Linked DNA regions of Mus musculus: all the other regions are linked to region 2. A link is a loop called in an ENCODE intact Hi-C map of the cell type or tissue named here. Cell type or tissue: gastrocnemius. All regions are shown on one strand.

The links. Peaks named below come from ENCODE experiments on the same cell type or tissue, not always from the same donor. Only the 100,000 strongest peaks of a DNase experiment are listed, where the experiment ranks them.
Region 1: a loop joins it to region 2, with 2.4 times the contacts of the local background. A loop is called at or near these places in 3 of 42 quality-filtered maps.
Region 3: it touches region 2 in a loop (2.5-fold over the local background); 4 of 42 quality-filtered maps call a loop at or near these places.

What each region holds. Positions count from the first base shown.
Region 1 is chr2:25,636,020-25,644,019 of GRCm38, forward strand. Gm35630 (a long non-coding RNA gene) reads left to right here. Exons shown (of 4, transcript XR_866052.2): 2 at 321-414; 3 at 2,902-3,052; 4 at 4,043-4,242. Among named protein-coding and RNA genes, the nearest start is that of Lcn15, 4.1 kb to the right of the region's middle. In gastrocnemius, a CTCF peak has its summit at 4,092 (motif pointing right); a DNase peak (open chromatin) is centred at 4,072.
Region 2 is chr2:25,702,808-25,710,807 of GRCm38, forward strand. Obp2a (odorant binding protein 2A) reads left to right here. Exons shown (of 7, transcript NM_153558.1): 7 at 356-519. It overlaps Bmyc (brain expressed myelocytomatosis oncogene), which reads left to right and starts at 4,072. Exons shown (of 1, transcript NM_023326.2): 1 at 4,072-4,914. The coding sequence starts at 4,119. The coding sequence ends at 4,631. In gastrocnemius, CTCF peaks have their summits at 3,899 and 5,475 (motif pointing left); DNase peaks (open chromatin) are centred at 3,960, 4,500, 5,509 and 5,767; H3K4me3 peaks cover 2,493 bases; H3K27ac peaks cover 2,550 bases.
Region 3 is chr2:25,651,748-25,659,747 of GRCm38, forward strand. Lcn8 (lipocalin 8) reads left to right here and starts at 1,371. Exons shown (of 7, transcript NM_033145.1): 1 at 1,371-1,485; 2 at 2,414-2,544; 3 at 2,998-3,068; 4 at 3,368-3,472; 5 at 3,552-3,641; 6 at 3,735-3,760; 7 at 4,356-4,470. The coding sequence starts at 1,393. The coding sequence ends at 4,367. It overlaps Lcn5 (lipocalin 5), which reads left to right and starts at 6,205. Exons shown (of 7, transcript NM_007947.3): 1 at 6,205-6,350; 2 at 6,571-6,707. The coding sequence starts at 6,234. In gastrocnemius, no CTCF peak of the experiment used is centred here; DNase peaks (open chromatin) are centred at 4,642, 5,167 and 5,699; H3K4me3 peaks cover 1,487 bases; H3K27ac peaks cover 2,699 bases.

The DNA of each region.
Region 1 (8,000 bases), 67 kb before region 2:
TACTCCAAGACCCTCTTTCTCCAAATCTCCCTACCCTAGGCCCCATGGCCCTGCCAGTACCAGTACCAGTTCTGGGATCCTCAGCCCATACGAGACAGAGGCCATCGTACCCCCCTTCACTGGAGGGAGGAATGGGAGGAGACCTGAGAGCCAACTCCCCTGATACCACGGTGGCTCCCACTGGGTCCTCTGGAAAAGGGCAATCAGGCTATGCAATATTGGCCATTCTCTTTGGCCGACTTGTACAACTGGAAGGTCCATCCCACCCCTTTTCCAAAGGGCTTGTTAATCTCTTTGAGACTGTTTTATTTATCATGCAGGAGGCCAGAAGCCAGAGACATGGGGGCACCATCGATTGACCAGGCTGTCATGGACAGCAGGCTTCCTCTGACTAGGACTTTAATATGGCAAAAGGTAAGGGGCACCTGAAGGCTCCACTGGCAGGTCTCAAGGGGGCTGCATGATGACCCACAAATTTGACCAAGGTATGTGAGGTTAAGCAGAGACCAGATGAGTCACCTGTAGCCTTTCTAGAGTGGCTCATGGAGGCAGTTTGCCAATGACACCCTATGGCTCCAGCAGCAAAGAACATAAAGCTACTGTGGCAATGGATTTTATAGACCAGGCTAGGAGAGATATCAGGAAAAATATTCAGAGGCTAGAAAGACAGGATAAGCTGTTGAGAGATTTAGTGCAGGTTGCTGAGAAATTCTACCATTATAGGAAACAGAGAAAGAAAAGGAGCAGAGAAAGAGAAAGAAAGAAAAGCGACAGGGAAGCAATCTACAGAGAGCCCGTGCTACAGTAGTTAGGGAAAGCAGAGAAGAGAGACTCCAACCACAGAGAGACAAAAAACCCTTGAAAAGGACCGGTGCGCATACTGCAAGGAGAGAGGCCACTGGCTTGAGAGTGCCTTAACAAATGGAAGCCAGGAGCAGGAAGTCCCAGGCCTTGGGGAAAGCGCATCCCAAAAGGCTAAGGTCTTAGCCCTGGGTGAAGACAGTGATTAGGAGAGACAGGGTTTAGAACCCCTCCCTGAACCCAGGGTAACTCTGCGAGTGGAGGGAAAATCCACTCCATTCTTGGTGGACACAGGGGCTCAACACTTGGACCTCCAAGCTGATGGCCCGATTCCAAGAAGAGATCTTGGGTCCAAGAAGCCACTGGCACCAAAATATATTCATGGACTACCCGAAGAACAGTGGACCTAGAATGGGCCGGGTATCCCATTCATTTAGGGCAGCCCCAGAATGTCCCTACACTCTGTTGGGGAGAGACACACTCTCCAAAATGGGGGCCAAGATACACTTCCTGCTGGCCCAAAAGGAGAGACCTCTCAGACTGACCCCTGCTGTAAGCCAAGGCTACCTGGTTTATAGACAGGAGCAGTTTGTTCTATGAGGGTCAGAGACAAGCAGGTGCTGCTGTGGTGAACTGTACAAATGTCATCTGGGCAGAACCTCTACCCCCTGGCAGAAAGTGGAGCTAATTGTCCTCACTAAGGCCATGGAACTTAGAGCCAGCAAGAAAATCAACATCCACGCGCATAGCAGATATGCCCTTGCCACAGCCCACATCCACAGGGCTATATGCCAAGAGAGAGAACTGCTCACATCAGAGGGGAAAGAAACAAGCAGGAAATCTTGGATCTGATGAAGCCAAGCAACTGTGACTATTATTCATTGCCCAAGATGTCAGAAGGGAAGAAACTCAGTGTCCCGGGGCAATAACCAGGCAGATCAAGTGACTGGGAACCTATCCTGTTTATGGGCCTGCAAGAAACACCTGTTGAGAAGTGGTACTGGACTAAGAGATGGCTTCACTTAAAATATATAGAAGAAGAAAGAAAGGACTCAGATTGCTAGCCACTCTACCAACTATTACCAAGAGAAGGTAGGACAATAGCGCACACAAGAAGGGAGAACTATACTCCTCAGAAAACAAGCAAAAGACTTACTAGGCCAAATGCACACCGATGGACTTATTTAGGGGATAAAAAGCTTGTCCAGACAGTTAAGGGATCTAAAGTATATAATGGAACTCACGTTCTGGGCCAGAGAAATAATAGAACAGTGTAAGGTATGCCAGCAAATAAATGCTTATGCAGCCAAGAGTAAACAGGGCAAAAGACCTAGGGGAGAGCGGCCTAGAGTTTATTGGGAGGTCGATTTTACAGAGGTTAAGACAGGAAAATATGGTTACAAATACCTTCTAGTGTTTGTGGATGGTTTCCCTGGATGGGTTGAGACATTCCCCACCAAGCAGGAAACAGCTACTGTGGTAGCTAAGAAGATATTAGAAGAAATTATCCAGAGGTTCGGAGTGCCCAAGGTAATTGGATTGGACAATGGTCCTGATTTTGTCTCTTAAGGTAAATCAGGGATTGGTAGAGATATTGGGGACTAATTGTAAGCCCCATTGTGTGTACTGTCCCCAGAGCTCAGGGCAGATAGAGAGAATGAACAGAACCCTAAAAGAGACGTTGGCTAAATTGACCTTGGAGACTGGCTCAGATTGGTTGGTGCCCCTCCCCTTAACCCTAAGCACCCCCTATCATATTAAGTGACCCCTTTTGAGATCCTGCATGGGACACCCACTCCCTTGACCCCGACTCTTGACCCACCCCAGAGTGACTTTTCAGGCTGACAAGGATCTCATGACTTGATTGCAAGCTTTCCAGATCAGCCACCAGGAATTGTGGCCTAAACTTAGTGTCCTGTATAATGCAGGTACCCCAGAGTTTCCACACGATTACCAAGTTGTAGACTGGGTATATGTTAAGAGAAATCATGCTGAAAGCTTAGAAGCAAAGTGAAAAGGACCATTCCTGGTGTTGTTGACTACCCCGATCTCCATTGAAGTGGATGGAGTAACTTCCTGGGTTCATGTAACTCATGTCAGATTAGTAGCTGCACCTGATGCCAACTGGATAGCAGCCAGATACCGGAGCAACCCCCTTCTGCAAGGCCAGAGAAACCACAAGATGGCTATGGTGTATCTTCCAGTGCTGTGCCTCAGAAACTCCCACGACCCTACCAAAGTGACTTGGCAGGTACTCTCAGCCACTGGGGATGTAGCTTAGTCCACAACCTGTGTTGTATCTGGTGGTTGTATCCTGTCTTTGATCTCTGTGATTTAGCAGTGGGCCTTGACTTCTGGGGTGTCATTGCCCTGGAGACACAGGAGGAGGGATTGCCTGAATGTGTGTGTGTGTGTGGGGGGGGGGCAAGGAACTTGTAAATCTAAACTGTGTCTCAGAAGTGGCCTTGGAAGGTGGGCTTAGGGTGCAGACACCCAAAGTTGAAAAGTGCCCATAGAGAAACCACCATATATGTGTGCCTCCAAGATGAGAGAAGCCAGCAGCAGGCCCATCAGTGTTGGGGGGGGGCCACCATTTCTTCTGTGCTACCTGGGGGTGTGAAACATCAGGAAGCACATACTGGAGACCATTCTGGGGGTTGTTAAAGATTCAATGGCCAAGGTGAGAGAGGAGTTAGCCAAGCAGATGAGAGAGAGAACAGAGTCTGGGCTGGTTCGAGTCTTGGCTTAACTCCTCCCCCTGGTTTACTACCTTGATTTCTGCGTTGTTAGGACCCCTGATCATTTTGTCTCTGCTTCTGACTTTTGGCCCTTACATTCTAAATTGCTTAGTTGCTTTTATTGAAGCTTGTATAGGTGCAGCACAGTTGATGGTCCTGAGACAAAGATATCAAGAGCTAAGCACAGAGGACCAGGGATATGAGCTGCATAGCTCTCCACAAGAGCTTCAAGATTGAAGCATGCACAAAGAAAAGGGGGGAATGAAAAGGTCAGCTCAGGAACTTTGGGAAGGTCATGGAACACTTGCCCCTCCAGAAGGGAGAGGCCAATTAACATTCCTCAGACCAGAGGCGGGAAACCGACCTGCAGGACAGACCATTGCCCACCTTCAGACAAGGGAAGTCCTTGCCACCTCATTCCCTAAAGACCAGTCAGTTTAAGGGCGCACTGTTCCACCAATCATTGTGACTAGTTGCTGATGCTTTCTTTATTCTGCCCTTAGGAAACCACATAAAAACTCGCCAACAGGCCACCAGGGGTCGCTGCCTCACATTCAGGTCTGGGAGACCCCAGTGCATTGGAACAATAAATTCCTCTTGCTTTTTGCATTGATTCTGGTTCACTCACGGTATCCCTGGTAAGCTAAAGCTCAACAGAGTCTTACAGTAATAATTGTTTGTTTATGTATAAAAACCCTTGATTGAGAGCTGCAAAATACACTCAGATTCAAACTGCCTCTGTGTTTGTTTCTGTTTGTTACCGCTGAATTCTTACCCATTCAGCTTTCGAGGACCCTCGTCCCAGGAACCCCCATACCCGACTGGGGTAGTCCATGGCCTAAGTTCTTATAGTTCAGGTTACTGCCCAGTCCCACGTGGACCTGTTCCCAGTGGGTCTGGGGATAAGACTTTGTGCACCCATAAAATCACCGTCAATCTGTTGTCTACACCTAAGTAATACAGTCCTTTGCTGTCAACCCAGAGGCTATTTTACAGAAAACACTTGCTGAGGCTCTTCAGGTCCAAGTGTCTCCACCCTCTGGTCCTGAGCCCTGCCTGCTGACCTTCTGTGGAGAAAGGTGGCTTGTTCAGCTCTTCACTGAGGAGATGAGCCATAGTATATATTGGAGGTCCTGTCATGACCTGTTCTGGACACCAAGAAGAGGGTGCAGGGGTTCTGACTGGCAGGGCTAGTGGTCGGGGTCTGGAACATCATCTGCTCCGAAGGACAAGGAAGATGTTGCTGCCACATGTGTCCTGTCAGCAGCAAGCGCTACTGTGCTAGAGACCCTAGACTTCAGCAACAGCAACAGTAGGCAATCTATCTATCAATCAATCTATCTATCCATCCATCTATAATCTATCTATCTATCTATCTATCTATCATCTATCTATCTATCCATCCATCCATCTATCATCTATCTATCCATCCATCTATCATCTATCTATCTATCTATCTATCTATCTATCTATCTGTCATTCATACTCTTCACATGTCAGATCATGAATTAGGGACTGGGATCATGAAAATTCATTTTTAGGTCTGTGGTATGTGTGTGTGGGGACACAGAGAGAGACAGAGACAGAGAAATTATACAGAGTGCATCTAGAGTGAATTTATTGCTCACCTTCCAGATGCTTTAAGCTCCTGAAGCCATGACAGACCCAACCCTGCACTGTGAGTCACATGCGCCCTCTCTCCTTCCTGAAGTTGCTTTTGTCAGGTTGCAGCTGTGGGAAACCTCCAGGTGAAATGGCACACAAGGAAATGATTTCACTTGCTTTGCAAACACTGAGACAGAATTTACAGACAGTAGGATTTGCCTACCTGGGTCCAGAGATATGGATAGGGTCATGGAGGCACTGCTCTCAGGCTCCCAACAGCTCCCACCTCCAGCTCTCAGGCTCCCAACAGCCCCCCCCCCCCAAGAGCTTCCTCACACTTCTCTCTCCAACCCTTGACATCAGCAAGCCATGTTCAGTCCCTGTGGCTTGGCCTATTCTAGAATGTCATACAAAAGGAAAAGGCAACTGCAGACTTCTCAAAGTGGCTCCTTTCCCTCAGTAGAGTCATTTGAGATGGTGTGATGGCAGGTTTTATGTGTCAACTTGACACAGCTGGAGTTATCACAGAGAAAGGAGCTTCCCTTGAGGAAATCCCTCCATGAGCTCTGCTGTAAGGCATTTTCTCAATTAGTGATCAAGAGTGGGAGGGCTCACTGTGGGTGGTGCCATCCCTGGGATGGTAGTCTTGGGTTCTATAAGAGAGCAAGCTGAGCAAGCCAGGGGAAGCAAGCCAGTAAGCAGCATCCCTCCATGGCCTCTGCATCAACTTCTGGTTCCTGACCTGCTTGAATTCCAGTTCTGACTTCCTTTGGTGATGAACAGCAACATGGAAGTGTAAACTGAATAAATCCTTTCCTTCCCAACTTGCTTCTTGGTCATGATGTTAGTACAGGAACAGAAACCCTGACTAAGACAGGTGTCCATGCTGCCACGTTTGCCACATTGATATGTTGACACATTGCAAGGCTCCCTACATTTAGTTTTGAGCAGCTTCTGCCACAGGGATGAACTACAGTGTGGTCGCTGTGGAGGGCATCCAGCTGTTCTACTTCTAGGGATTGTTAATAGGCAGTGTACGTTGGTTTGTTGTAAACCTAAATTCTTATTTCTTTTTGGTAAACTCTCTGGGAGTGCTGCTTTTGGACTTAGGGGGTTCTCATGGCATGTTTTCTGAATGTGACCATCTTGCTCTCCTCGGCAGCATGGGAGGGGGTCCCACTTTCCTCATCTTCACCAGTACTGGGCATGTCTTAGAAAGCTTTAACCATTCTGATATATGCACATCTGGCTCTCAAACCGATGTATACTTCTATGTCTCTGATGATTGACAATCGGCATCTTGTCCTCTGATCATTTCCAGTCTGGATATCTTTTTCAGTGGAAGGTCTTTTCAACTCTTTGGCACACATGCATGTGAATGTATTGTGTATACATTACGTGTGTGCACATATTTATGTATGTACACATGCATTTGTATGTGTGTGCATGCAGAGCCCAGGGGTTAAGGTTGGGTCTCCCCACCTTGTTTTTTGAGGTCGGATCTCTCGTTGACTCTGGAGCTCACTAATGTGCCTTGGTTGGCTAACCACGGAGTTCCAGGACCCACCTGCTTCTGCCTTTCTGGTGCTAGGACTATAGACCCTCACTGCTGTGTCCAGTTTCCCATGTGGACCCTGGGGATCCATATCAGGTCCGCATGCTTATGTGGCAAGCACTTTACTGACTGAGCCCTCCTCAGCCCTCAGATCTTTTACCTTTTTTGATGACATGCTGTTGGCTTGCTTTTTATTATTGAATCTCCAGAGTTCGTCATAGTGTCTGACTTCAGTCCCTTGGTTATCTTTTCCTGGAAGGCTTTATCTGCTCCGTCCTGTGACATTGGTGACACATGAAATGTCTCAGAAGTGTCAAGCCCTTGGCCTTGTTCCTCCATCTCTTAGGGTCACCGAGGGTCTTTCTCTGATCCAATGCTTTGTCTGCAGTGCCCTGGATGACTTATGGATCTGGTCTCTCTAATGGACCCTGAATTCTGATTAGAGGGTTCTGGGTGGTGTGCTTGGAGGCCAGGGTCCATAGGTACTCTGTGGTGACAAAGGTCACTTAGACCTTTCCTGGTTCTGGCCTTCACCAGTCCTGTGCCTCCCTGATGTCCATTTCCACATGCACACTTCTGAAACTAGTGATAAGGTAGCCATTGTTACCATAGTCCACTTTAAGTGCTGCCCAGCCCCTCCTGCTTGTAGGAGACCCAGCTGGTGGTAACTGGAGGGAGGCTGCCTCAGGGCTGTCTCAGAGCTGTGCTGGTACAAGCTGTGCCCCAGGATGAGGCCTAGAAACAAGCCCAGAAGTGATCCCAGCTCAAAGTTGGATATGAGAGAGAGGCAGGGAGGATCAGATAGTGGTAAGTGGACCCAATATCCTAGTGGTAAGCATGGTAGTACTGCCAGGGCAAACCCAAGCCTGCCTGTTTCCCAGCATCTCCCTGTATCTAGACAGGCTAGCAGATGGACAGAGGTGTGTGGGATCTATGTCCTGACCATGTGAGAGAGCCTTTGCCATCTCTGTGACCTGAGTTTCGAAGGTGCCTTCTTCTCATCCCCCAAAACCAAACCCAGGGTTGTGTAGGTCTATAAAGCCGGTGCCACTGGGGCTGGGTGACTTGGGTACCAGGGCTGGCGAGCAGGTGTAGGGATGGGGCTAGTCCCGCTGAGCTGGATCCCAGTCCTTTCTGAGGCTCAAGCTTCTGAGCTCAAGTACGGCTGGGGTCTTACTGCAACCCAGAAGGTACTAGGCCTACCGCTGTGCCCAGGTTGGGACGGACCCAGCTTCAGCTGAAACTAGTCAAGGGAAGCTTTAGACCCAGGCACAGGCCATTTGTGGGCAACTCTGCTGTGA
Region 2 (8,000 bases):
TGGGCTCTGGATAAGGGACCTCATCCTATCCACACAGACAAGTGTGGTCACTCAGGCTGTGGCCCTTTGTATAGTTCCCATGTTGTATAGGAATTCTGTTCTTCTTGTCATGGTTTCTCCTAGTCCCTGGACTCTACCTGCTTCTTCCTTTCGCTTTTCCCCAGGGAGGCTGAGACCTGGCTACTTATGGAAGTGGAGCAGGCCCCAGCTCCCAGCAGGGACCACACAGAAATATGGGAAAGAGGATCTCTGACCCATATCTACCCTGTGCCATCCCTGTCCATGCCTCCCCTGACTGCTGCTTCTGAAAAAAGCAAAGGGAGGGTGCTTATCTCTCCTTCTCTCTCTACCACAGCAGCTACCCAGGTCTGCAACAGCTGAGCCAGCCTTGCTTCCAACACCAAGCTGGGACATCCCTTCACCACACCTCTCCTGGACCAAACTTCCCACTGCTTCACCACCACCACCTCAGTACCTGCTCCCCTCTCCCCTGACTCCAAATAAATCTCTTTAGCAGTGCTCTGGCTCAGCATGTCTGTGAGGAGCTTTGTGTGGGCTCTAAGAGTTCTTTTGGGAGAGAGACATGGGAATAATTGCAGAGCTATTGCCGAACCAGTGCCCAAGGAGTATGGCATCTGGCTATCCTGCAGGGCTATGTAAGTGCCTAGGAGCTACCTGGCGAGCTACTTGCTGTCAGGTTGGACCCTGACAGGAGTGTCAAAGATGCTCTGGGGTGGCAAGACAATGAGAAGTCATCAGGGCTTCAGAGAGTATGAACGTTACTGCAGGGGCCCTGTTCCAACAAATTGCTTGAACACTGAGAGGAAGGCCCTGCTTTGAGGAGCTGAGCTCAGTGACAGGGGTAGCACAAGAGTGGCTAGTTTCTTCAACATCTCCCCCTCCACAATCCCCTGGGAAAGACAGAAGCAGCTACAGAATCCACCAGCCCTGTTCCCCATTCTAGCCCTCTCCCAGTTTGTCCAAGGATCAGGGTTTGGGCTTTCTCTGTCCAACAGGGACATGATGGGCCACAGTAAGGGAGCAGATGCCCCCTACCCCATATAATCAGTGACAGCTTCAAAGTGCAAAGCCCAGTGGAGGCTGGCTGTCCAGCTTGTCACCTTTTGTGAAGGGTTGTAGAGACTCAGGCTGGTGTCCTTCAGCTCGGTGAGCCTCCGCTCTAACTCCCACGTGACTCATCGTTCTTTCTGAATTCCTTTCCTATCTGGACCCAGTTCTTGCTGGGAGCTATTGGATGTTTTTAAGGTGGGGCCTGAGGTGTCCAGGACACTTGGAGGCAGGACCGGGCCAAGCCGGATCCTACATACCAGGTTCTCTTTTTGCTTCAGACAGGGACTACGCATGGCCTTTAACTGTGGGCCCCAGAACTGCCCCAAGTTCAAATACTTGATATTGTTCTCTGTTGCGATCAGAACATGAGGAAGACTTCTAAGTCCAGCCTCAATATGCAGAGTTGACACCACAGCACATGACAGTCCTCCACCCCGTTTCCTGCTCTCCGGGTCGGTACTGAGGATTCAGGCATGCTACCCTGGATTTGGCATGATAGCCCAGGAGCTAGGACTGTGCTCAGGAGGCATGAGCAGAATTCCAGCAGGACAGGAAGTGAAGAGGCGTCTTGCCTTTCTGCCAGCTACCCTGCAGGGGAGCCGTCTCTGAAACTCCTTGGGCTTAATTTCTGCTGGAAGGAGAGCTTCAGGAAAAGAGACCACTTCTTCCTTCTTGAACTCTGAACCCAGTCACTTCAAAGGCCTCACTGACCAACCAAGCATCTTCTGGCTTACTGAGGATTGTTTGCCCCTTCTGACCTTTTGCAGTTGGTCTGCTCACATGTTAGGGGCTGGGCAGAGAGCAAGATAGAGCCTAGGGCACTTAAAAATGTTGCTATTACACTACTTGTGTTTATGCAGTCTTGCACAAGCCTCGGCCTAGGTGTGGAGGTCCTGGCAGGGCTTTATAGAGGCAATTCTCTTTCCAATTTTACAAGGTCCTGGGGGTCGAGTCAAATGACCAGGCTGTGCATGGCCCGTGTTTGTACTCAGTCATGGACCAACACTGCTGGTACCCAGTCAGGTAAAGAATAAAACATTTCCAGTGTTCACAAGACAGTTGCTACTTAGTTTTAGCTGTATGTACTGTTTTGGTGGCTCCCAACTTACATCTCAAGATAGACATTAAAGGCTCCAGCCAAAATTTTTAAAAAATAACTCCTTGTTAAAATTAAAATCCTAGCACTTGGGAGGCACTCTGTTCACTGAGTTTTAGGCCAGCCTGCCCTGTACATCTGGGACAGTCACAGCTACAAAGTGGAACTGTCTTGGAAACACAAACAAACAAACAAACAAGCAAACAAATTAAAACTCTTTGGGGTAGAGAGATGCTCAATGGTAAAAGCGCTGGCTGCTCTTGCAGGGGTGCCAGGTTTTACTCCTAGCATCTACGTGGCCAGTCCTGGCATTGTCTGTAACTCCAGCCCCAGCTCATGTTCACACAGGCAAAAAAACAATGTGTATAAAATAAGACTAAATGAATCATTAAAAATATTTAAAAAATTAAAACTCCGAAGAGTTAAAAGTAAACACAAAATATTAAGTTACTATTTTTTAAAGTTGGTCTTCTTGAACATGTGGGTGCTGGAAACCAAACCGAGGTCCTCTGGAAGAGTAGCCAGGGCTCTCTACCAGCGAGCTATCCTTCAGCCCCACTCACTTAGAAGTTTAATACAGACCTCAAATATCTATAACAACATATTGTCCAGAAACCAGAAATGTTCTTGAAATCATTATTTTTCCTTTCTAAAAATTTGATATAAAATAAGGAAAGAAAAGAGAAAATAGGTTAGATCTTTTAATTTTTTTTAAAGAATTCTGTGTTATGGATTTTCTTGTTTGTTTGAGCCAAGTTCTCACTATGTAGACCAGGATATCCTGGAACTTACTATGTAGCCCAGCCATGGTAATCCTCCTGCCTCAGCCTTCCAATGTATGAGCTGCCTTGACTGCTTGGCATTATGTAATATTTAATCATAAAGTGTTTTAGAAGTTTAATTCATGCCTAAATTTAATGTGTAGCTCACACATATTTGTATCTACATTTTAGAAAATTTGCAGGAGCCATTCATAGATGCAAGCATCATATACTCATTACAGGTGTGTGGGATGATGCTGGAGATGGTCTCTGTAGTTAAGATCTCTCGCAGAGATCCAGAGGTCCTGGGCCTTAGTTCGCAGCACTCACACAGAGGCTCACACTGTCCTGACACAGTTCCAGGGGATCAGTCTTCCTCTTTGGGTCTCCATGGGGACTGGGCATGTAGGTGATGATGCACTTACATATATGCAGGCAAATCATTCATACACTTAAAATGATATAAATAAATAAAAAAAATAGTGTAGCTTTAAGAAAACCCTTGAAGACCCGAAGCAAGTATGCCACCACAGAGATCCTTGAACGCGGGTTTATTACGGACATTTCCACAATAGCTGTTCCGGAACCAAGGTGTCCATCGTCAGAGGAACGGACAATAAAGATGTGGTTCGTATGTGGAAGTGGAACATTTTCAGTCATAAATGAGAGCAAAGAGTGTCATTTGCAAGAAATGGATGGAATTGGAGAGTATCATATTAAATGAATTAAGTCAGTCTCAGAGAGACAAGATCTTTGCTTTTTTCATCCATGGGTTCTCGATTTCATAGGTACATGAAATCACACGTGTTACAAATGACATGAAAGTAGAAGAGTCACTGGGCGAACGAAGAGGACTGAGAGGTGGAGAGGTAGACACTAGCAGGAAATGAGTGAGAGTATGCGGAGAATAGGTTATCTGCGTCCACGAAAATGTATCCTGTGCACGTAGGATGCAGCGCCTATAGCCCCTCTCCGTAAGGTGGCGCGATACTTTGAGCGTGGCGTCTGGCGACGAGCTGACGCCTCCTCCCTCCGCTGCAGCCGGAGACCGAGCCTGGTGAAGGGACTGTCGGGATTGTCGGAAGTGAGGGTCTGGGAAGGGGAGTGGTTCGGGGCTGCTGCGCAGCGCGCCAGGTTTCCGCAGCAGCCCTGCACCCCTCCGGGTCGCCTCCAAACGCAACGCCGCGACCATGCCCCTCCACGTGAGCCTCGCTAACGGCAACCGCGACCTGGACTATGACTCGGTGCAGCCATACTTCATGTGCGACGATGAGGAGGAGGACGTGCACCACCAGCAGCCGCCGCAGCCGCCAGCGCCCAGCGAGGACATCTGGAAGAAATTCGAGCTGCTGCCCACGCCGCGCCCGTCCCCGGGCCACGCCGGGCTCTACTCGCCTCCCTGCGAAGCGGTCGCCGTGTCTTTCGCCCCCAGGGACCACGACGGTGATAGCTTCTCCATCGCAGACCTGCCCGAGCTGCCAGGAGGAGACGCGGTGAAGCAGAGCTTCGTCTGCGACCCGGATGACGAGACCTTCGTGAAGAACATCATCCTGCAGGACTGTATGTGGAATGGCTTCTCGGCCTCCGCCAAGCTGGTCTCCAAGCTGGACCCCTACCAGGCTGTGCGCAAAGAAGGCACCGGCGTGAGCCTGGCCGCCGACGTGGAGCCTGCTACGCCTCCAGACTGCACCTGCAACACCTGAGCGCACAGCACGGGGGGCTTTGGACTGTAAGCTTCAGCCATGTTAACTGCCTCAAATCCTGGGCGTAAGAGAACCCTCCCCTCCCTCTTTTCTTTTTTAAGCTTGCCACCCTTCCTCACTCCCCTTAACAGATTTGTATTTGTTTAAAAAAGGAATCTTAAAGTATATCAATTTTCCAACATCAGCTGGACCCTTAAGTGTAAATAACATCAATAAAAACGTCTTATCAGTTATACAAGATTTTAGGATATGAAATATAAAAAGGTATATTTTCCTTTCAAAAGCTGATTCTTTTTTATTGTTTAAAGAAAATCAAAGTAATTCGGAAATATGTTGAGCCCATGCTTAAAAAAAAAACAGCTTTATGAAACATAGCAAAATAAGGAACCGAGGAGCTACAGACAATACTACTGCTAAAAGTAGACTAAAAGTAAGAAAGGGGAACTTTATGTGACCAAAAAGGAAAAGAAAAAAGAAAGAGGAAAAGACAAAAGATGAGATAGATGCATAAACAAAGTTAGATAGACTGAGGGGTTTTAAACAATTGATATAATTTTAAAAATAAAATAAAGGTACTACTGAAGCATAGCAAAAAGGTGAATCAGGAGAGGCAGGAAAAAACAAACAAACAAACAAAAAAAACCTCCAGAGTACCGGTGCCTCGCCTCTCTGGCTCCTCTGTCTTTAGACACTGCTGGGTGTATGCGGGGAGGTGGTGTGGTGGTCACCTGAAGTGGAGACTGTCTCTTACAATTTAGGCTGTTGCTGATCCTACAAGAACCAAGTCAACAGCAGAGCTGTGATCATTAGGTACTTTGCTTGAGCAAGTACCAGGGCCCACTGCTGGCCACACTTGACTTTGCAGTCTGAGTCTGGGCAGCCCTCTTACCCCTCCCCCTCCTGAGCTTCTTCAGTTTCTTCACCCAGGAGAAGCTGAAGTTCTAGCTGAGATGAGGGTAGTGTCTTCCAGGTGTGTAGGGAGCAGGGCAAGCAGTCATGGTGCAGAGACGGGTGTGTGGACCTGTCTTCCTACTTTCTAGGCCTGCTAAAGTGGGGTCTGTGACTGGGATTCAGGACAGACCACTGCAGCTCCAGAGAACTCAGACCCCACAGGGGGACACTCAAAGCTCAGTAATGACACATTTGCCAGCCCAGGCTGTGTGCTGCCAAACTGCAGAGTCCTCTCAGTTGATAAGGTCAGCTGCAAGCAACAAGGATGGGGTCCATTCCCCCATGCCCTCCGCTGCAGAGCCCAGCTTCCTGCCAGTGGGAGTCTGTGGGCTCTCAATACCAGTCCCCTATTCTCTACAGCTGCCTCCCAGGCTCTCACCCTGGAGCCCTGTGGCAGGTCTCTGAATTGCCATGGTTCCCTGTTCTTGGCCTCTGAGCTAGATCAGGTTTAAACAAGAGGTTCCTTCTCAGCAGAGATCCTGGCCACAGCCCTCAGAGCTGGGATACTGTTCTCCACATCTGGAGCACCTGGCTAGGAAAGTGACTGCTCCTAACAAGAACAACAGCTGGATTTGTGGTTTGACTTGACTTGAGGATAGACCAACCAGGCTCTGTGCACAAGGCCACCTTGCTGACCTTTGCCTGAGGTTCTGACTCCTCCCTCTAGAATAGCCACCATACTGGAGCTTGGCTTGACTATGGAAAAGGACTAGGATTGGCTCAAGACACCCCAAGAGCAAGTTCTCAGCACAAAGGGGATTGATTTGCCCCAGAGGAACAAGGCAGGGAGTAAGAGACAAAGCCAAGAGCTAGAGGATGAGAGAGAAGCAGGGAAAAGAACAAGGGAGAGGAGGAGGGATGCTTGTCCCGGGGCTGCAGGAGATGGGGACCCATGGGAGATGATGGCAAAGGGCTGCTTCTTGATAGAGAAGGGACAGATGTGGCACAAAGGCAAATGGTGATTTGTAAAGGTAAAATGGGAAACTCAATGTTAGGATAAGGTAAATGATTTTATTTAGGTATGTTAACCAGGGTGCCCAAAGTGGGCTTTGATAGCTGGATTTCAATACTTTGATCGCTGGATCTTAGTAGTCAGCCTAAGGAGGCCAAATAAGTGGTCACGTAAGGGAATGGGTCTTAGTGGCCAGCTTTAGGAATGTAATATAATGGCTTTTAGCAGGGCAGAGGGAATGGGGGAGAGGGCAAGGCCGGCCACAGTCACACTCACCATGCATGGGCTGGCTAGAGTCCCTTCAGCTTGCTTCCTTCTGTTGAATGGCATCTGTTTCTACACATTCCCAGCTGTCCTGTCACTGTCTTCCTGAGTGTCTAACAGGTCCTCTCTTTCTCTGTGAGAGCAGCTCTCTAAATAGATTTTTTCTTATCCTGACTCTTCTTCACCAGGGCCCATGCAGTCACCTTGTTAGCCTTCCTTTAACTGCAAGTTCTGGATTAGGTTTTGACCATGCCAAAGAATTGTAGTCGTTGTTACTCAGCCATTTGTGAAAGTTTTCCATGTTGCCCATCAGTAATTAGGTCGCCTGTTTTGTTCTTGTGCCCTGTGAGCCTCTGGCTGAGGGCCTTCAGCTGGGCACTCTGGGAGTGCCTGCTCAGAGTTTAACTTGGCTCTGAGAACAAAATCACACAGATTGTGTGGCTCACAATCAGAAATTGATTTCACAGTTTCTGAGCCAGAGGAGCCCAAGGACAAGGAGCTGGCAGTTTGATGTTTGCTGAGGTCCCACTTCCTGGCTCTCAGATGAACCACTGGATCTTTACATGGTAGAAGGGAAGAACCCTAGTCCCCTCTGCTCCCTTCAAACTATCAATTACACTATGAGACCTGCACCTCTGAAAGACCCCAACCCCCCCATCCCCCCCCCCCCCCCCCCCCCCCGCTGAATCCCATCTCCTTGAACTGAGGTCTCAACACACAGCATGTAGGTAGACACAAACATCTGGGCCTTTGTGAGGCTCTCTGAAAGTCAAATCCTGTCTGAGCTGTGACAACTAAGACTCTTCCACTGTCCTTCAGATCTTGGTGTCCAGTGGTATTATCCAACCATCTTTGAACTTGCTGCTCACAAACTGTTTCCTTTGATGGGAAAGGCTGGGAGAGGGGGAAGGAGAGGAAGAGGATGTGAGGAAGGGGGTGGGGAGCATGGAGGGGGTTTGAGGAGAGGGAGAAGAGGTGCCAGAGAAGAGGATTTTTTTCCCACAGGAGAGAGATGACCTCTGTGTTGCTACAGGTTCTCCCTGGAGCCAGAAAAGCTGGAGTTATGAATGGCTTCACAGAATTAGACAGAATGATCACAGGACACAAGCCCCCGGAGCTCAAAGTCACCTAAGCAGTTGTGGGTGGAAGAGCTGAGATTCCATTCAGGTGTGCTGGCCACACCCTCACTGTAACTACAGGGC
Region 3 (8,000 bases), 51 kb before region 2:
GGGTGCCCTGGGACACTCAAGACCTATTTCTCTGCTACACAAGTTGGAGGTTAGAGATTTGGGTCACAAGGTGACTAAGTCATTTTGGGGGTGTCAGTCAGGGAGGGCTTTGCATTCAGGGTGCTTCATGGTCCCTGTTTATCCTGTTTCTTTCCTTTTTATTTGGAGGAAATAGACAATTGTGAGAAAAACTAATATTTTTAGTTTTTTTATTTTCCTAGCGAATGGGAGACTTTGTTTTAGTATCAATCACAAATAAAGTTGATTTTAAAGATAAAAGTTGTCTGCCTTAAAAAAATTCTCTGTGGTCTGAGAGGTGTTTGTTTGTTTCTGAGAGGTGTGAAAAACCTTGTCGTTGGGGCTGGGAAGATAGCTCAGCTGGTAAAGTACTTTCTTCAGAACCCATATAAAAGCCAGGCATGGTGGTGTGTATTTGAAATCACATGGTGAGTGCTGGACAGACAGAGATAGTGGGATCTCTGGGGCTCACTGGCTAGGCAGCCTAGACTACTCAGCACGCTTCAGGTTAGTAAGAAACTCTGTCTCAAAAAATAAGTAACCAGCCAATTGACCAACCAATCAATAAACTAACTAACTAGCTAGCTAGCTAGCTAGCTAACTAACTAACTAACTAACTAACTAACTAATGAAGCAAAACAAATGAAAACACAAAGTGACTTGTACTAAAGGAACAACACCTGAGGTTGAACTCTGGCTTCCACATCCATGTGACTATTTGTATGCTTTCCCCAACCAAGAACAAAGACATGAACACTATATACACAGAGACACACAGACACACAAATACCACAAACATACACACCACACACAAACACCACATACAAACATACATACCACACACAAATACCACAAACATATATAACACACACATACACAGATACCACATACAAACATATATAACACACCACACAGATAGAGATACTATATAAAAAAATATACACACACAGAATGGAGGGAATGCAGAATGCTGCAAGGTATAAGGTATAAGGTTCCTGGTTGGAGACTCAGGCCTCCTTGTTCAGTTCAATATTTTGTTATTGTTTTAAGCTTATTGTTACAAATGGAGAAACTGAGATAAATAGCTTGTCCAGTTCATAGCTCAGAGCGTGGGGCTGGACTTGGTTGGTGCAGTCTTACTGCATAGTTCATCACTGTCCACATGCTAGGATGGAGGCAGCTTAACTGTCATCTTAGCTTGGTCCTACACCTCTCTGGATGGGGGTTGATAGCATTTGAGCAGAAGCTGAGTCTCTGAGCAGCTGACAGCCAGCTTTGTCCAATGACATTCTCTAAGTGGTTGCACATGCTTGCACACTCTCCAAATATAAGCTCCCACCTTGCATAAACAGAAGCCACAAGCCAGGCCCTGAGATGGAAGCTAGGCTGCTGAGCAATGTCTGCGGATTCTTCCTGGTGTTCCTGCTACAAGCTGAGTCTACCAGGGTGGAGCTTGTACCAGAGAAGGTGCCTCTTTCTTCTTGGCTTCGAAGCCCTACTGGGGCTTAATGGAAAGTTGGACAGGGAGGGAGCAGAGTGTACAACCATTGAAGTCTCTCTTCCCTTCCATCTAACTCCTGTTGGTTGCAGCCTAGCTGTCAGGGGCCAGACCTACTCTTGGGGCCTCCATCCCTAAGACAGCAGGCAGTGTGAGTCCCTAGTAGACCTCTGAGGTCTGTGGATCTCTCCCCTCTCTGAGTTCTCTCATGTTCCACCTGTCTTGAGGCGGAGTTGCTGTCCACAAGCTGGTCACTTCAAGGGTCCTTGGTGATTTACAAATTTGGGGTCCCTTCCTGCTTCCTGGTTCATAGGGTTCCTAAGACCCTATCCCTGTGCACTGTGGAGCCAGAAGAGGACTTCTCCAGGGCAGGCAGCTTGTTGCTTGAATTCTTCCTTCTATGCCCCAATCCCCCATTCTTCCTGAGACTTCCAGACTCACACTGTAACGTCAGAGGGGTCAGGTTTTGGGGGATACAGATTATTGTCTCTTGTAACAGTAATGAGTTTCTAAAAGTTTCAGGTGATGTCCTGTGCTCTGAGAACATTGCCACTGCAGGAGATCATGATCCTGGGGAGGCTGAGATTAGTAGAACCATGCTTCATTCAGTATGAAAGCTGTAAGCCTGGATGCTTGCTCCCCACACCCTTGCTGGAAAGGTCTCCTGGCAAACCAGGAGTGAACATTGTGTCAGTGTCTTCTGGAAGGGACATTTCCCCTGGGAAGGAAAACTCGGCCGAGAATAAGTGGCTTCCAGTCTCACGACTATGGATTGCCCCTCAAGCCCATCCAACTGCTGCCCGAGCGTCCCTGAAACACCCTCTCCAGCCCAGGGGCTGGAGACCCAGTTCAGCTTGGCTGAGCAAAGCCAGGGATATCTCTAGTTCTGTTCTCTAGATTGCAGGATTCTGGAAGGAAGTGGCTGTTGCTTCTGACCAAAAACTGGTGCTGAAGGCTCAAAGGAGGGTAGAGGGCTTGTTCCTCACCTTCAGTGGGGGGAATGTCACTGTGAAAGCCGTGTACAACAGGTAAGAGACTTGGGTCACTAGGGATGTGGCCTGCTGGGAAGGAAGAGCCATATATGTAGTTGAAATTAGACAAGGCTATACCTCTTATAATGGTGGGATCATCAGTATGTGGGCTAGCCTTTTCCATGTCTATCTGCTTGGGTCTTCCAACTCCAGAGAAAGCTAGATCTTAGGCTCTTAGATCTGCCTTTCTACCAAAATGTAAGCAAAGACTTTAGATAAAGCCCTATTGCTTTATAAGGGAGAGTGGGTAGTAGTAGTTGCCTGACTCTCTGAAGGAGAGAGGCTGGGGCAGCCCTGTCCCATGCATGGCCCCTTCTGCATAGACCCTAGACTCCTGCATGGTCATGAGCTTGACAGCATCCTTTTTGAATGTGTGCAGCACTCAGGAATGTGCCCAGAAGGTGGAATGCAGGCTGGCAGGTTCTTAACAAGCACTATGATGCTTTTCAGCTCAGGAAGTTGTGTGACAGAAAGTTCACTGGGTTCAGAAAGAGACACTGTGGGGGAATTTGCTTTTCCTGGTAAGTACTGTTGCCTTGTTGCTGAAGTTGCAGCTGCTGTCTGAGCCTGGACATCTCCCCCTGGCCTCGCTTCCTGTGCCCTTCCAAGGATTCTCAGGCCCTGGACTCCAGCCCCCTCATCTCTACTAGTGTACTGAGTTGATCTTCAGAATTTGTCTTCTCAGATGTCACAGGCAGGTCCCAGCACTAGGCAGAAATAGAAAGGAGTTAGATTCTGCAAATCCAGCCTTCAAGGTCAGCTCCCTGGAGTGTTCAGGTCTGAGCAAGCCTCCTTAACCCTGCCACTGCCACTCCTGAAGGTAACAGGGAGATCCACGTGCTGGACACGGACTATGAGCGCTACACCATCCTGAAGTTGACCCTGCTCTGGCAGGGTAGAAACTTCCATGTGCTCAAGTACTTCAGTAAGTTCCGCCTGGGCTGGGCTCTGCCCTGCGACTACCTTCCTTCAGGCTGCCAGCCCCACTCTGTTGTGCCCCACAGCTCGGAGCCTTGAGAACGAGGATGAGCCAGGCTTCTGGCTGTTCCGGGAAATGACAGCAGACCAAGGCCTTTACATGTTGGCCCGACATGGTGAGTATAGCATCTTGGGGAGGATGCTGTACCAGGCTCCTGTGATGGGGTCTGATGCCCTCCTGACTCTACTAATGCTGTTCCATCATGCAGGGAGGTGTGCTGAGCTCTTGAAAGAGGTGAGTCCACTACCCTTGGTCTACACTGCAGTTCGGCTCCCAAGAAGCCCCTGCTGGTACTACTAAATCCTGATCCTGGAGAGGAGGGTTCATCCATCCCTTCTCTGACCAAGACAACCAACAGCCCCAGCTGGCAGCTTCAGATCCATCTGTTTTGTAGTCTTTGGAAAGAGCAATCTGCTATGTGACCCAAGTTATCGTGCTGGGCTCTTGGGTGTGGGACAGAACTAGGTTAGCAGAGAGAGGTCCCTTGTTTGTATTGTTCTGTGCAGCAAGACTGTGCAGGGTTCTGGGCCAGCTCTGACCCTTCATGTCCTGACGGTGGGATGGGGTGTTCAGCTCTGTTAGATCTCTTGGGGTTTCCTATGTCTGGCACCATGCTAACTATAACCTATTCAACCTCACCGTCACAGCCCATGCATCAGAGGTTGGCACTATAACCCATTTTGCAGAAAGAGACTTCAAGGCTCAGAGAGCCAGTGCTTTGCCAAGCTAGGCAGCTGAAGTGCCAGGCACCTGGCTTGTGACACTTGACCAGTGCTTCAGGGTCCCTGGAGGCCATGCACAGCCTTGAGCTCTGCTGTTCTGCCCGCAGGGACTGGTCTGAGTAGCTCCTGCCCAGGCCTGTGGCTGCAGCCCCATCTACCTGGCCTCTCCTGCTCCTGCCCGAAGAACCTCTGTATCTGCTCCAAATAAATTCTGCTGCCAAATGCTGCCCGGCGTTTTTCCTGGGGGCAGGAAGGGGGGCGATGGGATGTTTCTGTGGCCCAGGTGGAGGGAACAGCCCTGCATTTTCTGAGAATGATTGTGAATGTGCCTCACACACGGGGCAGCCAGTCCTAGTCTCCCATGTGGAAAGGTCCTACTCCACCCTGCCCTGGCCCACTCATGGGGCAATGGACTCCAGTGTCTCCCCTTCTCACTCTGTGACAGTGTCCCTCCTGCTCATAAGTGCTGGTGGCACCCCAGGATGCTACAAGCAAAAATGAGAGCAGTCTGGAGCTTGGTGGGCAGATGGCAAAGGTTTTGCAGTGGTTGCTGTGTGAATCTTGGAGGATAGGTGTGGCAGCATACAGTTAGCAAGATCCTGAAGGATTTGTTTATTTGATCAAAACACAGGAGGCTTTTTTTTTTTTTTTTTTTTGCACAGAGACTTTCTAAGAGTACAGATCCTTACTGCTGGTCATACAGCGGCCGCACAAAACTCCTGGTGCCAGAAGTTCCAGAGCTTGCTTCATTGGCCTTCAGGGATCACTTCCAAATCACAAATTCTAGCATGAGATTATCAGCATCAAGACAGCTCAGTTCTGAACAGACCCAACATTCTTTTGAGGTTTGCAGGGAGGACTCGAGACTTGGCTGCTCATCTGGGGCTGGCTGAGATGGAGAGGAGCCTGGGCACAGTCCCAGTGGTTGCCTGACTTGATCTGGGCTCCCTCAAAATAGCTGGTTGACTGGTTTCAAGAGCTGGGAACACTGGCTTCTGTCAGGGAGAAAAAGGGTGCATCGGCCCATTAGCTGGGTTACCAGAGAATCCAATGGGCCACCACTTCTGTGTACAGTACATATCCATTTCTACACTTTTATAGCCCTGAATAATTTTTATAGTTCTTAACTGTTCTTCATGCCTTCTCCCTGGCTCCTCTCTCCCTCTCCTTATAATTTGAACACTGGCTGTAGTTGACAATATCCCTCTATCCTTATCTGTGCCCTGAAGGATCAGGGCCTGAGCTATACCTAAGGGTTGATATAACAAGAGGCTGTCTCTTTGCTGTTGAGCCTGCACAGGTGGCTTGGCCCTATATGCTCAGCTCTTCACCTGGAAGCTGGAAATTGTGGTCTCTGTCCATAAAGACAACTTTGTGGGTAAAGATAATGCCGGGGCAGCAGTGCTGGCTTCAGCCCGGGCATGTTGGTTGATCATCTGGTGCCCTTGGCTAACTGCCATGGCTTCTTCAAAGTACTAGAAAGACAGTCACAGGGCTGGAGGGATTATGATGTTCTGGCCCACTCCTTAAGAGTCTCAGTCTGCTGAACACAGAACTGCACAGATTCAACCACGAATGGCTCTAGTGCCCTCAGTCCTGCCCCCGCCATCTCCAGGCCTCTGATGCCTGGATCACCTGCTACAGCTGACAGAGTTGTGCCCCTGTGCCTATGACCAAAGCCTGCCAAGGAGCCTTGGTGGAACCTGCTCTGTCACCCACACATCTGGAAAGAATAGGCTCAATTACTGAGTGGATGGATAGATGCATACATGAGTGGACACCCAGAGGCAAGATCTGTGTCTCCTGGAGGCAGTCCCCTAGGGTCCCACTATCTAGCAGGTGGGTGATCCACTTGACTGGTTTACAGTGTGCTTCCAACCCACCTATGAGAACCTTCTATGCAGATTCCAAGCATCCACAGGGAAGGATATAAAGTCCAGAGGCTCTGAGCCAAAAGCTATGGCTTCTGGTGGGGAGCTGAACCCATGTGCTCAGTTGCTAGGCATATGGAGAGCATCATGCTCTTCACCTTGCTGGGACTGTGTGTGGGGCTGGCAGCTGGCACAGAGGCTGCAGTGGTGAAGGACTTCGACGTAAACAAGGTAGTCACAGTTACGGTGGGCCAGGCTCAGTGCTTTCTATGGGGGTTGGCTCCTGCCCAGAGTCAACTTTCAGTACTCTACCATGTAGAACCCTTTACTACTAGATCTTTCTAGACTGTTGCATCCCTTGGAAAGGAGGGGCAGAGAATGGCCCCCAGGGTCTCAGGTCCTGGATGATGGTACACTTGGGTAGTTCCTTTCTCTACTCCCTATCCCCTAGTTTTTAGGCTTCTGGTATGAAATTGCCCTTGCCTCCAAGATGGGTGCATACGGCTTGGCACACAAGGAGGAGAAGATGGGAGCCATGGTGGTTGAGCTGAAAGAGAACCTTCTGGCTCTGACCACCACCTATTACAAGTGAGTTAAGGCTTTATCTATGGCCATAGAGGGAAGTTGGGGCAGTCTGTACAGTGATCTGGGCTTTCCCCAGAGATACCTCTGTGTACATCTGTGCTGCAGCTTCAGCAATAGAGGGGGATGGGGAGGCAACCGTTTCAGATGAGGCCAGACATCTTTGGCATTGTGGATGTTTCATTGTCTACCAAGTCAGTTTAGGGGCTGGCCTACAACTCTATGGCCTTCCCCCTGTCATCCTGGACTCTGAGTAAAGCGAGTAGCTGACCAGACAGCCTTAAGGTCCAGTTTCCTAGCTCCAGGGTCATGAGATATGTCAGCTTCTGACAGACAGATGTCAAGGTCTGAGAAGGGAGGCAAGGTTGACCCGTGTTATCTCCTCATCTTGGTACGCAATCCATCCCTGCCAAAGTTCACATATATCGATTGGCCAGGAGACACCTTCCGGTTCCACAAGTTGAAGCCAGATTCTTCCGCAAAGACATGGTCTCAGAAGGTCCCTTTAAAGTGTGTACTTTCATCCCAGAGTGGCCCTCGGATGTATGACCTTGCTTCCCTCGGTCATGCATGTCCTTGATCCCCAAGAAGTGTGTCATCATATGTATATTACCATGGTCCTCAGAGTGTGTACCTTTAGATGTGTATCCTGTCATCTTAATGTGTGTCCTACAAGATGAATATGCTTATATCAGAGTATGTCCCTGACTCTCAGAATATGTGTCCTTCAGACCTAAGCATGTCTCTTCACCTCAATATTGTGTTCTTCAGCTGTGTGTGACTCTGTTACTCAGAGACTATGGACATCACATATATGTCTTTGCTCCTCAGCATGCTCCTACATATGTATGTCCCTCTACCACGAAGTGTGTCCCTCAGTAACTCCCCCAACGTGTATCTCTTCACTTTAGGAAGTTTGTCCCTCAGATGTGTGTTTCCATGCTCCTGGATGGCTTATTCATGTCAGTGTGTCCCTCAGTGTCACTGAGTGGGTCTCTTAGGTGTGTTTGCTCCTGTACCTCAGACTGTGTTCTTCAGACACGAGTGTGACACTGTATACACGTGCCAATTCTCAGCACTAGTAAGTGAATGCTCAGGTGGAATCACGGGGGGGCATTTCCATGGCCATTTCTTCTTACTCCAGCTCCATCATCTCCCTGGGTAGCCACTGGGTAGGGGTCCTGTTCTCTGGGGTCATAGGCTCAGAAGACATTAGGCTCAACCATATGTGGCTGGTGTCTGGACTCCTGCATCACCCACCCTGCACCCTCAGGCAGATGGCTAGTAGTCTCCTATCTT